Linked DNA regions of Homo sapiens: region 2 is linked to region 1. A link is an interaction called in ENCODE POLR2A ChIA-PET data of the cell type or tissue named here. Cell type or tissue: endothelial cell of umbilical vein. All regions are shown on one strand. Links, peaks and the distances in the headings refer to the core of each region. The heading gives the core; the rest is flanking DNA. Region 1 overlaps PRKAG2 (protein kinase AMP-activated non-catalytic subunit gamma 2). Region 2 overlaps RHEB (Ras homolog, mTORC1 binding).

Evidence for each region. Peaks named below come from ENCODE experiments on the same cell type or tissue, not always from the same donor. Only the 100,000 strongest peaks of a DNase experiment are listed, where the experiment ranks them.
Region 2: POLR2A ChIA-PET joins it to region 1 with 5 read pairs; 8 of 35 experiments call an interaction of 5 or more read pairs at or near these places.

Annotation. Positions count from the first base shown.
Region 1 is chr7:151,734,084-151,739,461 of GRCh38, reverse strand. The region is part of intron 3 of PRKAG2 (protein kinase AMP-activated non-catalytic subunit gamma 2); the gene reads left to right. Among named protein-coding and RNA genes, the nearest start is that of PRKAG2-AS2, 70 kb to the left of the region's middle. RefSeq lists an enhancer at 3,420-4,077. In endothelial cell of umbilical vein, for the core only: no CTCF peak of the experiment used is centred there; a DNase peak (open chromatin) is centred at 2,861; H3K4me3 peaks cover 1,124 bases; H3K27ac peaks cover 1,896 bases.
Region 2 is chr7:151,508,212-151,513,589 of GRCh38, reverse strand. All of the region lies in intron 1 of RHEB (Ras homolog, mTORC1 binding), which reads left to right. Among named protein-coding and RNA genes, the nearest start is that of RHEB, 9.0 kb to the left of the region's middle. In endothelial cell of umbilical vein, for the core only: no CTCF peak of the experiment used is centred there; no DNase peak of the experiment used is centred there.

The sequences.
Region 1 (5,378 bases), core at 305-5,304:
AAATAAATAAATAAATAAATAAAGGCTGGGTCATGCCTTATAGGACTCCCTGACCTTACAACATTCAGCACAGCACCAAGTAGACAGTTGTTACTCAGTCAATTTGGTAGAAATTGCATGAGAAAAGTTGAGACCATAGTTTCTTGATCGGCTAAGCAATGGTATGACTATGAGGTCATTCTAGACAGAGATGGGTCAGGTCCCCTAGGCAGGAAGAGCACACTTACACATCTTTAATAGGTCAGGTCCAATCACGTGAGCAGTTGCTCTACCAGTCGATGGGATCTGAAATGCTAGAACCAGCTCCAGCTACACCGGAGCCATGCCGGGGCCGAGCAGGCTTCTTGGGAGCTGGTGTGTGTCCCCTGCAGATGGAGGCTACCGAGACCAGCTCAGCTGGGGAGACCCGAACCCGGTTGGCTTCTGTGGATGGAGGCCCCATGGGAGTGGCAGATCTGGGGTGGGAGCTGAGCTTCCAGGGTTTCATCTCACGGGGATAGAATGGAAGACTTCCCTTGGCCCTCCTTCCTGTTGCCCTAGCCTGGAGCCATCTTTATCTCATCAGGCATCTGCAGTGACTGGGCCAACAACTCCAGTGGTACTAGAGGAATTAAAGACACACACACAGAAATATAGAGGTGTGAAGTGGGAAATCAGGGGTCTCACAGCCTTCAGAGCTGAGAGCCCCAACAGAGATTTACCCACATATTTATTAACAGCAAACCAATAATTAGCATTGTTTCTATAGTTATTAAATTAACTAAAAGCATCCCTTAAGGGAAACAAAGGGATGGGCCGAATTAAAGGAATAGGTTGGGCTAGTTAACTGCAGCAGGAGCATGTCCTTAAAGCACAGATCGCTCATGCTATTGTTTGTGGCTTAAGAATGCCTTTAAGCGGTTTTCCGCCCTGGGCAGGCCAGGTGTTCCTTGCCCTCATTTCCGTAAACCCACAACCTTCCAGCTTGTGCGTTAGGGCCATTATGAACATGTCACAGTGCTGCAGAGATTTTGTTTATGGCCAGTTTTGGGGCCAGTTTATGGCCAGATTTTGGGGGGCTTGCTCCCAACAGAGGCCCCATGGCAGTGGCAGATCTGGGCATCTCTGGCTTCTGTGGATGGAGGCCCCGTGTGAGTGGCAGATCTGGGCATCTCTGGCTTCTGTGGATGGAGGCCCCGTGGGAATGGCAGATCTGGGCATCTCTGGCTTCTGTGGATGGAGGCCCCGTGGGAGTGGCAGATCTGGGCATCTCTGGCTTCTGTGGATGGAGGCCCCGTGGGAGTGGCAGATCTGGGCATCTCTGGCTTCTGTGGATGGAGGCCCCGTGGGAGTGGCAGATCTGGGCATCTCTGGCTTCTGTGGATGGAGGCCCCGTGGGAGTGGCAGATCTGGGCATCTCTGGCTTCTGTGGATGGAGGCCCCGTGGGAGTGGCACATCTGGGCATCTCTGGCTTCTGTGGATGGAGGCCCCGTGGGAGTGGCAGATCTGGGCATCTCTGGCTTCTGTGGATGGAGGCCCCGTGGGAGTGGCAGATCTGGGCATCTCTGGCTTCTGTGGATGGAGGCCCCATGGGAATGGCAGATCTGGGGTGGGAGCTGAGCTTCCAGGGTTTCATCTCATGGGGATAGAATGGAAGACTTCCCTTGCCCTCCTTCCTGTTGCCCGAGTGTGGAGCCATCTTTATCTCATCAGGCATCTGCAGTGACTGGGCCAACAACTCCAGTGGCACTGAGCTCTGTAAATGAAAGAGGTGAGAGAAAAGGCATGAAAAGCAGCCCAACCCAAGTTGGGAGGCTGGACCTGTGGTTCCTGAGGAGGCCTGGGCTCCAGTGGCAAGCTGCTGGGGCGCTTCCACCCCACACTCCATCCCCTTGTTTTCGGACGAGCCGTAGATAATAACAATTCCGCTGAAGAAACTGATGGCGTTGCAGTTTTGGGAGGTTATCCCACCCTAGTGGGCGGCCAGAAGAACCCAGGCTACTAATCTTTAGCTCGGGGGTTATTTAACTGGTCTGACATAGTCTCCTCCTCATGTGCATAGTCATTTGGGAAGAATCAGTTACCATGAGAGGTTCAGACTGTTGGAACTAGGCTAAATCTCTCTTTTTTTTTTTTTAATAGAGATGGGGGTCTCACTGTGTTGCCCTGGCTGGTCTTGAACTCCTAGGCTCAAGCCATCCTCCCACCTCAGCCTCCCAAAGTGCTGAGATTACAGGCGTGAGCCACCGTGCCTGGCCCTAGACTAAATCCTAAAATGACCTGGTCTTGTCTTAGTTCACTAAGGGGGAAACTGAGGTTCAGAAATGGGAAGTAACTTTCTGATGGTCACAAAGCTGGTTAGTAGCAAAGCAGGTAACTTTAGTGAGGCTATCAGACAAAAAGTCAAGGATTTTTTTTCTATCTTTTGCTTCCAAAGTTTGTTTTATTGGTTGCAAAACATATACAAATTATAAATGTTTTAGGTTTTACTTGATCAGCGGTTTGGCTTAGGAGTCAAGGAGATTAGAACTCCAGTCCTGGTTCTACCATTGGCGACAGGATCTTGGGGAAGTCACCTCCCTGTCCTGAGCCTGTTTCCCCATCTGTCATAGAAGGGAGTTGGACTAGATCTCTCTAAAATCTCTTCCAGCTCTGTCATGCTGCAATTCTCAGCAAGTCCAGAGCTCAAATTACGCATTTGCCGAAGACCTTCCGTTAAATTCCAGTCGGGGAGCTGTATCCCCTCCTTGAAGACGGCATTGCTGCTTTCATTGAGTGGAACCGTGAGCCAGGGTAGATTCAGCAATTTCCAGCCCAGGGACTTGTGTGGCTTCTCCACCCGGCAGCAGCCGGAGCCTTCTGACCCCGTGGGGCCCTGGAACCCATGAATCAAAATAGTTGTGTGATGTCATGTCACAATGGGAATGTGCTCTGGCCAATTGGTGCCAAGAATTGTCTGCCCAGGGTGGTTTCCTTTTACAGTCTGTTTAAAGAGACATCATGCACGGCTGCACATGACTTGCAGGCTTGTGCCTCCTTTGCCTATCTGGTCTTCCCTCCTTTTTTTAATTTTAAGGAGAAAAAAAAAAAAAAAAAAAGCCCTGGAGAGTATCAGTGAGCAGCTGACCTTAACTACATCAACAAATCCCCTGCGAAGTTCTGTTTGCGCTTCCGGCAGCTTCTTGCTACTTAAGGACAGCCGGGCTGACGCTCCAGCTGCTGTGGCCGGAGGTGCAGCCCCGTCAGGACGGCTCCACTCCCTGGCGCCTCACAGACTCTGGGGCTGCGGTGAGGTCGCCCTGAAGACCCCCTGGTGAGGACGCTTGAACCCGGGCTGTCACCTGAGCACAGGCTGCCACTCTGAGCTTTTGGGGCGCCCTGTGCCTGTCGGGCTGATGCTCCTCTGGCTCCCGGCCACCTGGGGCTGACACCGGTTCTGTGGGTCCTGATATGTTCACCTGTCGCCACTCCTGTGGCCACAGCTACCCATGAAGCGCTTTGGGAGCCTCAGGAGCAACAAGAAACACAAGGACCAAAATCGAAGCACGGAGAGGCGCCAGTCGGAGCCTCATGGCCTTTTCGGTAGGACTCTGCCCATTCCCGAGCCCCTGGTGGTCTGTCCTTGGGAGGGAACCCCACGGCGTGTGTGCACACCCTCCTAAGCAGTAGCTGTTTCCAGCCACTCTCTTCCAACTGGGATATAACATCAGGCGGTGGTTAGAGGAATACGTGGGAAGTGTTTCCTTGCTGATGGCAGTGCTGCTGTGGGGAGCCGCCTGACAATACTCTTTCTGAAGCTGTTTCCTTTCTTGCCCCACCTGGCCCAGGGAGGCTAGTGATGGATTGGATTGTCATTCATTTATGCAAAAACTGTGGCTCAGGGGAAAAGTAAGAGTGGATGGGCACTGTTGTTTTCAGCTGTTAAAAATGAAACATGCAGTTTAGAGGAAACTATTGGAGGTCAGGAAGAGAGAGGTCTTCTTCCCAGGTTCCGTAGCGGAGTAATCTGACAGATCGTGGGCTAATGTGGGAGGGGAAACACCTGCCTAATTTGTGCCCCATGAGGAGAAGCTTGCATTGTGGTCTCCCTGGTCTCTGGCAACTTCTGCAGCTCCTCCATGTACAGGAGGATGGGGTCAGGGCAAGTGGAACAGGTGGTGAAGCATCTGTGGTTCAGTATTTTCAAGGACCTGCAGACTTGGAGTGGGTTTTGCCCTTGTCTGTCTGCAGCCACACAGGTCGATTCCAAAGCTTTCTTAGCTCCACACCTGGTTAAGACCTGCCCACTCAAAATTAGATGTCAGATTTCATTTATTAAGAATCAGAGGCCGGGCGCGGTGGCTCATGCCTGTAATCCCAGCACTTTGGGAGACCAAAACAGGCGGATCACCTGAGGTCAGGAGTTCGAGACCAGCCTGGCCAACATGGTGAAACCCTGTCTCTACTAAAAATACAAAAAATTAGCTGGGCGTGGTGGCGTGCGCATATAGTCCCAGCTACTCGGGAGGCTAAGACAGGAGAATCGCTTGAACCCAGGAGGCAGAGGTTGCAGTGAGCCCAGGTCACACCACTGCACTTCAGCCTGGGCGACAGAGCAAGACTCTGCCTCAAAAAAAAAAAAAAAAAAAAAAAAGAATCAGATTTAGGCTGGGCCTATAATCCCAGGACTTTGGGAGGCCAAGGAGGAAGGATCACTTGAACCCAGGAGTTTGAGACAAGCCTGGGCAACATAATGAGACCTTCTCTCTACAAAAAAATTTAAAAGTTAGCCGAGCATGGTGGCACATGCCTGTAGTCCCAGCTACTCAGGAGGCTGAGATGGGAGGCTCCCTTGAGCCCAGGAGGTCGAGGCTACAGTTAGTTGTGATTGGGCCACTACACTCCAGCCTGGGTGACAAAGCTAGACCCTATCTAAAAAAACAAATCAGAGTCAGCGCATTGCCAGCGTTACTGCTTGCATGGCATAGGTTATTCCTGAAGAGCCCACTGCAAGATGGAACAGCAGGACCCCTACCCCAGTGCTGTTATTTATCAGCTGAGTTTCACCAGGGCTGGGGAGACACAGCCTAGGGGATGAGTAAAATGAGGAGCCTGGGGGGTGTATGAAGCCATGTCCCCTGACCGGAATGTGATGTGTTAAGTGGAAAAATATTGTCATTATGTGTAACAGGGAGGTGACTTTGGCAAAATGTCTGAACTGTAAATGAAAACTGGAAGAGCAGAAAAAGAAAAAGGTAAATCTAAAATCTGCCTGTATTTCTTGCTATATCCGCTTTGGGCAGCTCTCCTGGAAGCGTCTGCAGGCTCAGATTGTGCTGAGTCCTCGGGGGAGAGCAGGTGAAGGAGACAGCAGTCCTTGAACCCAGAGAGTGTTCAATCTTGTGAAGAAGAAAGCCCC
Region 2 (5,378 bases), core at 55-5,054, 230 kb after region 1:
TTGTAGCGTTACTGGTCATTTGGAAAATATTTGTTCATCGTTACGCAGATCTTCCACATGTTGACACATTTTATTATACAAGCATTTTTAAAAATCACATTTGTTAATATCACCACCAATCTCTGCAAAGTCTTAAGTTTTAGAACACTGTTCGCTATGAGTGGTGCAAGTTTTCCAAAATTCTAATTTCCTCCTTGAGTTCAAATAATTTCCTTGGCAACATGCTACCAGTTTTTACTTGAATTGACTGTTTTGTTTCTTTAATTTCCAAGAAAATGTCTGCCAGCTATTCACATTTGCAATAATGATAGTTTGTCATCATTCTTGCAAGTAAAAAAGGCATTCCATGATAAAAGTGGCCAGTTCAGATCACTTCTCAAATGACTGCACAAGTGCTTTTTTTGGAAACAACCATCATACTTCAGTATGTAACAGAGGTGCTTTATGTGTACATCTCATTTTGTCGTGCAGAATATTAAAAAGACAGGTACCAAAGGGTCAAGATTTAATATAATTTTACTGCTTTTTCAAGGACACTGTTAAGTAGAAACAGCTCTTTTCCCACTGTGAATGCATGGTAGTAAAGAATACAGTGACTTACCACTCAGTTTGTAACTACTGTTTTTGATTCATGCCAAGGGGTGCCGAGCTAGCAGTTTTCCCTACCATTGCTTTTGCACCCTTAGTACAAATGGGAACTTTGTGGAAAAGGCAAATGATAACTTAATATTGCTATGAATATCGTTTTGACCTCATGAGACCCCTGAAAAGATTTTGGTAAACCCCTTAGAGGTCCACAGACCACCCTTTGAGAACCATTAAACTGTTGTAAGCTAGGATCTTGTTCACTGCTGTGCAAAATCGAATTGACAGTGACTGCATCCTAAATGCTGTTCACAGCGATATGGTTCCCACAGTGTTAGAAGAGCCTCCTAGGAGAGGCCCTGTAGCGTTGTGAGAGACAAAGATGGCAAGGCAGGAAAGAACTTGGCGTGGTTAGAATGGAAGGAAGCACGAGGGAGGCCAGAGAACATCAGGAGAGTTATGATATCTGTGTGCCTATTGGTTTGGCCTCTGATTGTGTTGCATTTTTGGATGAGTTGTGTTTGGACCTGGTGATGGCGAGGCTCCCAGAGAGTAGTGAAAATTGCAAAGAGTAGCAGGATACCAGAGACCCATATACTAATAATATAGTTTTTAAATACGAGTATCAGGATGAAGGTGGGGAGGAGTACACAAGTAAAAATAGCAACTTTATCACAGAATGAGACACTGCCACCTCTACCTGTGATTGTGGAAGGTCAGAGATGCACAATGCTTTTCTTGGGTGAAGATTCAGAATAACAAGTTCGCAAACAACTGTAATAGTGTCCATGGCTGGATTGTTCTTAGTTACTTGAATAAATCAGAACTGAACTTGCACATGATTGTGCAAGTGAGAGTATTATGAAATCTTTAGGGATCATACTTGAAGGAACCTTCATTCTTAGTTCTAATTTATTCTGAAGTACCAAATGAAATCTTAACATTGATACAGTACTCACGGTCTATCTTCGTCACGTCATTCTTGCTAACTGTGAGAATGCAAACTGCTGAGTCCTTTTAACATGAATTGCTGGATTGATTTTTAAATATAATCAGCTGTGCGCAGTGGCTCTCGCCTATAATTCCAGCACTTTGGGAGGCCAAGGCGAGTGGATCACCTGAGGTCAGGAGTTCGAGACCAGCCTGGCCAACCTGGCGAAACCCTGTCTCTACTAAAAATACAAAAATTAGCTGGGCGTGGTGGTGGGCGCCTGTAATCCCAGCTACTAGGGAGGCTGAGGCCTGCAGGAGAATCACTTGAACCCGAAGGGGGAGGTTGCAGTGAGTCGAGATCGCGCCACTGGGCGACAGAGCAAGACTCCATCTCAAAAAAAAAAAAAGAAATCTAACATTTTAAAGGTTCTGGAATACTATTTTAGTATTTTAATTTTCTTCAATATATGTTGGGCTTCTGGTTATTAAAAAAAAAAAAGGAGTTCCTGTAGGATTGGAGCTTTAAATCTAAACTGGTATTAGTTTAGAACAGGAAGTGCTAGAAAAGCCTTTACGTTGTGCTCTTATGGGCAAGTTAAGAAAGCAGGGCAGTTTAAAGATAGTGATAGAATTCACTCCGAAGTGTCATGCTTGCTTGGTTTGCGTCTTATCTGTAGTAGAATTGAGTCTTTCTCTCCCGCATTTCTCTTTTTGTTGTGCTTACATGTTTGCAGAAGGACTCCTCATGGACATTTGAAAGAGAAGTTGGTGTTTTAGCAAGATACACCATCCCACCTTTTGCAGGATTGAGAGTTGAATGTTAATAACTACCTGATGGCATAGTACATAATTTGTGAATGGGGATGCAAATATGGGCTTTTACAGTTAATACAGTTTTATGAGATGAAATGCTTTTCTAAGACTTCTGTGTCTTAGATATAAATGTGTCTGCCTATTTTGCTAGCTTTATTTTTTTTTTTATTTTTTATTTTTTGAGACGGAGTCTCACTGTGTCATCCAGGCTGCAGTGCAATGTCGCGATCTCGGCACACTGCAGCTTCAACCTTCCAGCCTCAAGGATCCTCCCGCCTCAGCCTCCCGAGCAGCTGGGACTATGGGTGTGTGCCACCATGCCCTGGCTATTTTTTTATTTTTTTGTAGACATGAGGTCTTACTTGTTGCCTCGACTGGTCTCGAAGTCCTGGACTCAAGCGATCCAGCCACCTCAGCCTCCCAGAGTTCTGGGATCACAGGCTGAGCCACTGCACCTGTATTTTGCTGGCTTTAAAATCTCAATCACATTTGGCATTTGTTTGAAAGAGAACATTTGGGCCAGGCCCCCAAAGATTGAATCACTGCAACTGTTGGTTGAAGAGGACAGTTTGTGAGTGTTATGTGTTATTCAAATTAGGTGTTCATTAAGCATTTGAATAAATGCTCTACTTTGTACCAGTCACAAAAGCTAGGACAGTTATAATCCTTGCCCTCAAGGAGCTTCAGTCTAGTTGAGAGCCACAGGAACTTGTTCCTGCTACTGAGAATAATAATTGTTGGTGCTTTTGAAGCATTTACTGTTATGGGGTACAATCTTAATGCACATGTATTAATAGCCTTTAAACTCGGGTAGGTGCAGTTGTTACACCTATTTTGCAGATAAGGAAACTGAAGTACAAAAAGTTTATGTGACTTGCCCAATGTCAAACTGTTGTTAAGTGACAAAGCCAGGATTTTGAACTCAGGCAGTGGCTCCAGAGCAGGCAGTCTTTAATCAGCTACTACACGATTGTTACTTAAATACAGTTGGGATAGGTGTTTGAGAGAAATAATCAAAGGCAGGGCTAACTTGATCATCAAGTGGGGATGGGGGTGGTGGGAGAATTGTCTTTAAAGGAAAGGCAGTGTGGCTCACTGAGTGAATGAGAAGGGTGAGGTGTGAGTAATGAGAGAGGTCGGGACTCATGTGTTTGCCAACTGTCCTTCAAGAACAGTTTTGTCTGCTCTGTGAAAAGTTTTAGACTTTTTCCTAGAAACTGTGGGAAGTGACTGAAGGGTTTTAAGCAACAAATAAGACGATGATCTATACCAGGGACTGGCAGACTTGTTCTGTAAAAGGCCAGATAGTAAATATCTCAAGCTTTGCAGGGCAGGCCATGTAGCCTCTCTTGCAGCTATTCTACTTTGCCTTTGTAGGACGGAAGCAGCCACAGACAATACATCAACGAGTGGGTGTGGCTGTGTGCTAGTAAAACTTTATTTATGGATATAACACTTGAACTTCATCTGATTTTCAGTATCATGAAATACTGTTTCTTTTTCCAACCACTTAAAGATGAAAAAAACATTTTTAGCTCATAGACTGTACAAAACCAAAACAGGCTGTAGGCCAAATTTGGCCCCTGGTCTGTAGTGTGCTGATCCTGGCTTCCATCCTCCTGCTGTTCTGTGAAGTGGGAGGGGTGGTAAGGGAGTAGAAATGGGAAGACCAGCCAAGGCGCAGAGTAGATGAGATGAAGAGGACGCACATGGGAGATTTCCTTAGAGGGAGAATGGGCAAGACCAATGTGGAAGCTGTGAAGTAGCCTTCAGATTTCTCATGTGAGTGCCTGAGTAGGTCATGTTGCCATTGGCTAAAATCAGAAATGATGGAACAGGAGCAAGTTTAAGGGGTGGACCAGATTTATTTATGCACCTGCCAGATCCACACACTTTCCTTGCTTTCTGGCCACAGAGGCCCTAGCGACCACCCACACAGGGCACAGTTCCCATGGTCCCGAAGACAGGTGGCTGTGCCTACAAGTAGGGTTCTGAGGGTTTGCTGGCCCTGGGTCCTTGTGTCACCCAAGGATTTGACCAAGCATACCCTCACACCGCAGGATTGTTGCCCCAGAGACAAATGAGGTTGCTGGGCCCGGGTGGCCCCACACGCTCACGTTGCCCACTCAGGCAGGCAGTGTCTTACTACAAGGATGTTTGTCATTCCTGCTTGCTGGGAGGGGGAGTTGGACTCTTTCTCTAGATCTTTTCATTCTGCATAAGAGTGCTACAAAAATGTGTGAATATGTTTTATAATAATAAATTGCTTTCTTAATCTAACCATGTTTCTGTATGAGCAGTGTCCTAAAAAATTGAGCTGTACACAAAATGAGCCTACCTTCCAATTTTTTTAGACTTCTATGGAAGTATTTCTGGAGCACAAATTTAGGGAGCTAAATTTATACAAATAATATGATCCTATTCCCTTAAACAAGGGTACAGAGCAGCCTTGCCCAATGGAAACAATCTGGCCTGGTGCAGTGGCTCACGCCTAGAATCCCAGCACTTTGGGACCCAAGGTGAGAGGACCACTTGAGCTCAGGAGCTCCAGAACAACCTGGGCAACACAGCGAAACCCTGTCTCTACAAAAGTGGGAGGCTGAGGTCTCAAAAAAAAAAAAAAACTAAAAATATAACCTAATGTAATTTTAGATTTTTCCAGTAGGCATATTAAGTAAAAAGAAATAAGTGAAATTAATATACTTAATTTAGCTCAGTATGTCCAAAATGTTATTTCAACATGTGATGGATATTGTTGATATTTGTACATTTGTCATACTTACACTGTGACACATCTCAGTCGGAACTGAGCACATTTCAGGTACTTACTGTCCATGTATGGCTACTGGCTGCCATATTAGACAGCCCAGATACTGTGAGGAGTGAATTGGTGTTGATAATGAGGTCAGCGCAGATTTTAAGAACTTTTGAAGAAATTATCTTTATAAAATATGAATGGTTTTAACCATTCAGGCTGACGGATGAGTATACTCTATTTCATATCTCATTTTCCTCATACTGTGTTATTACTAGTTTTGATCATTCTT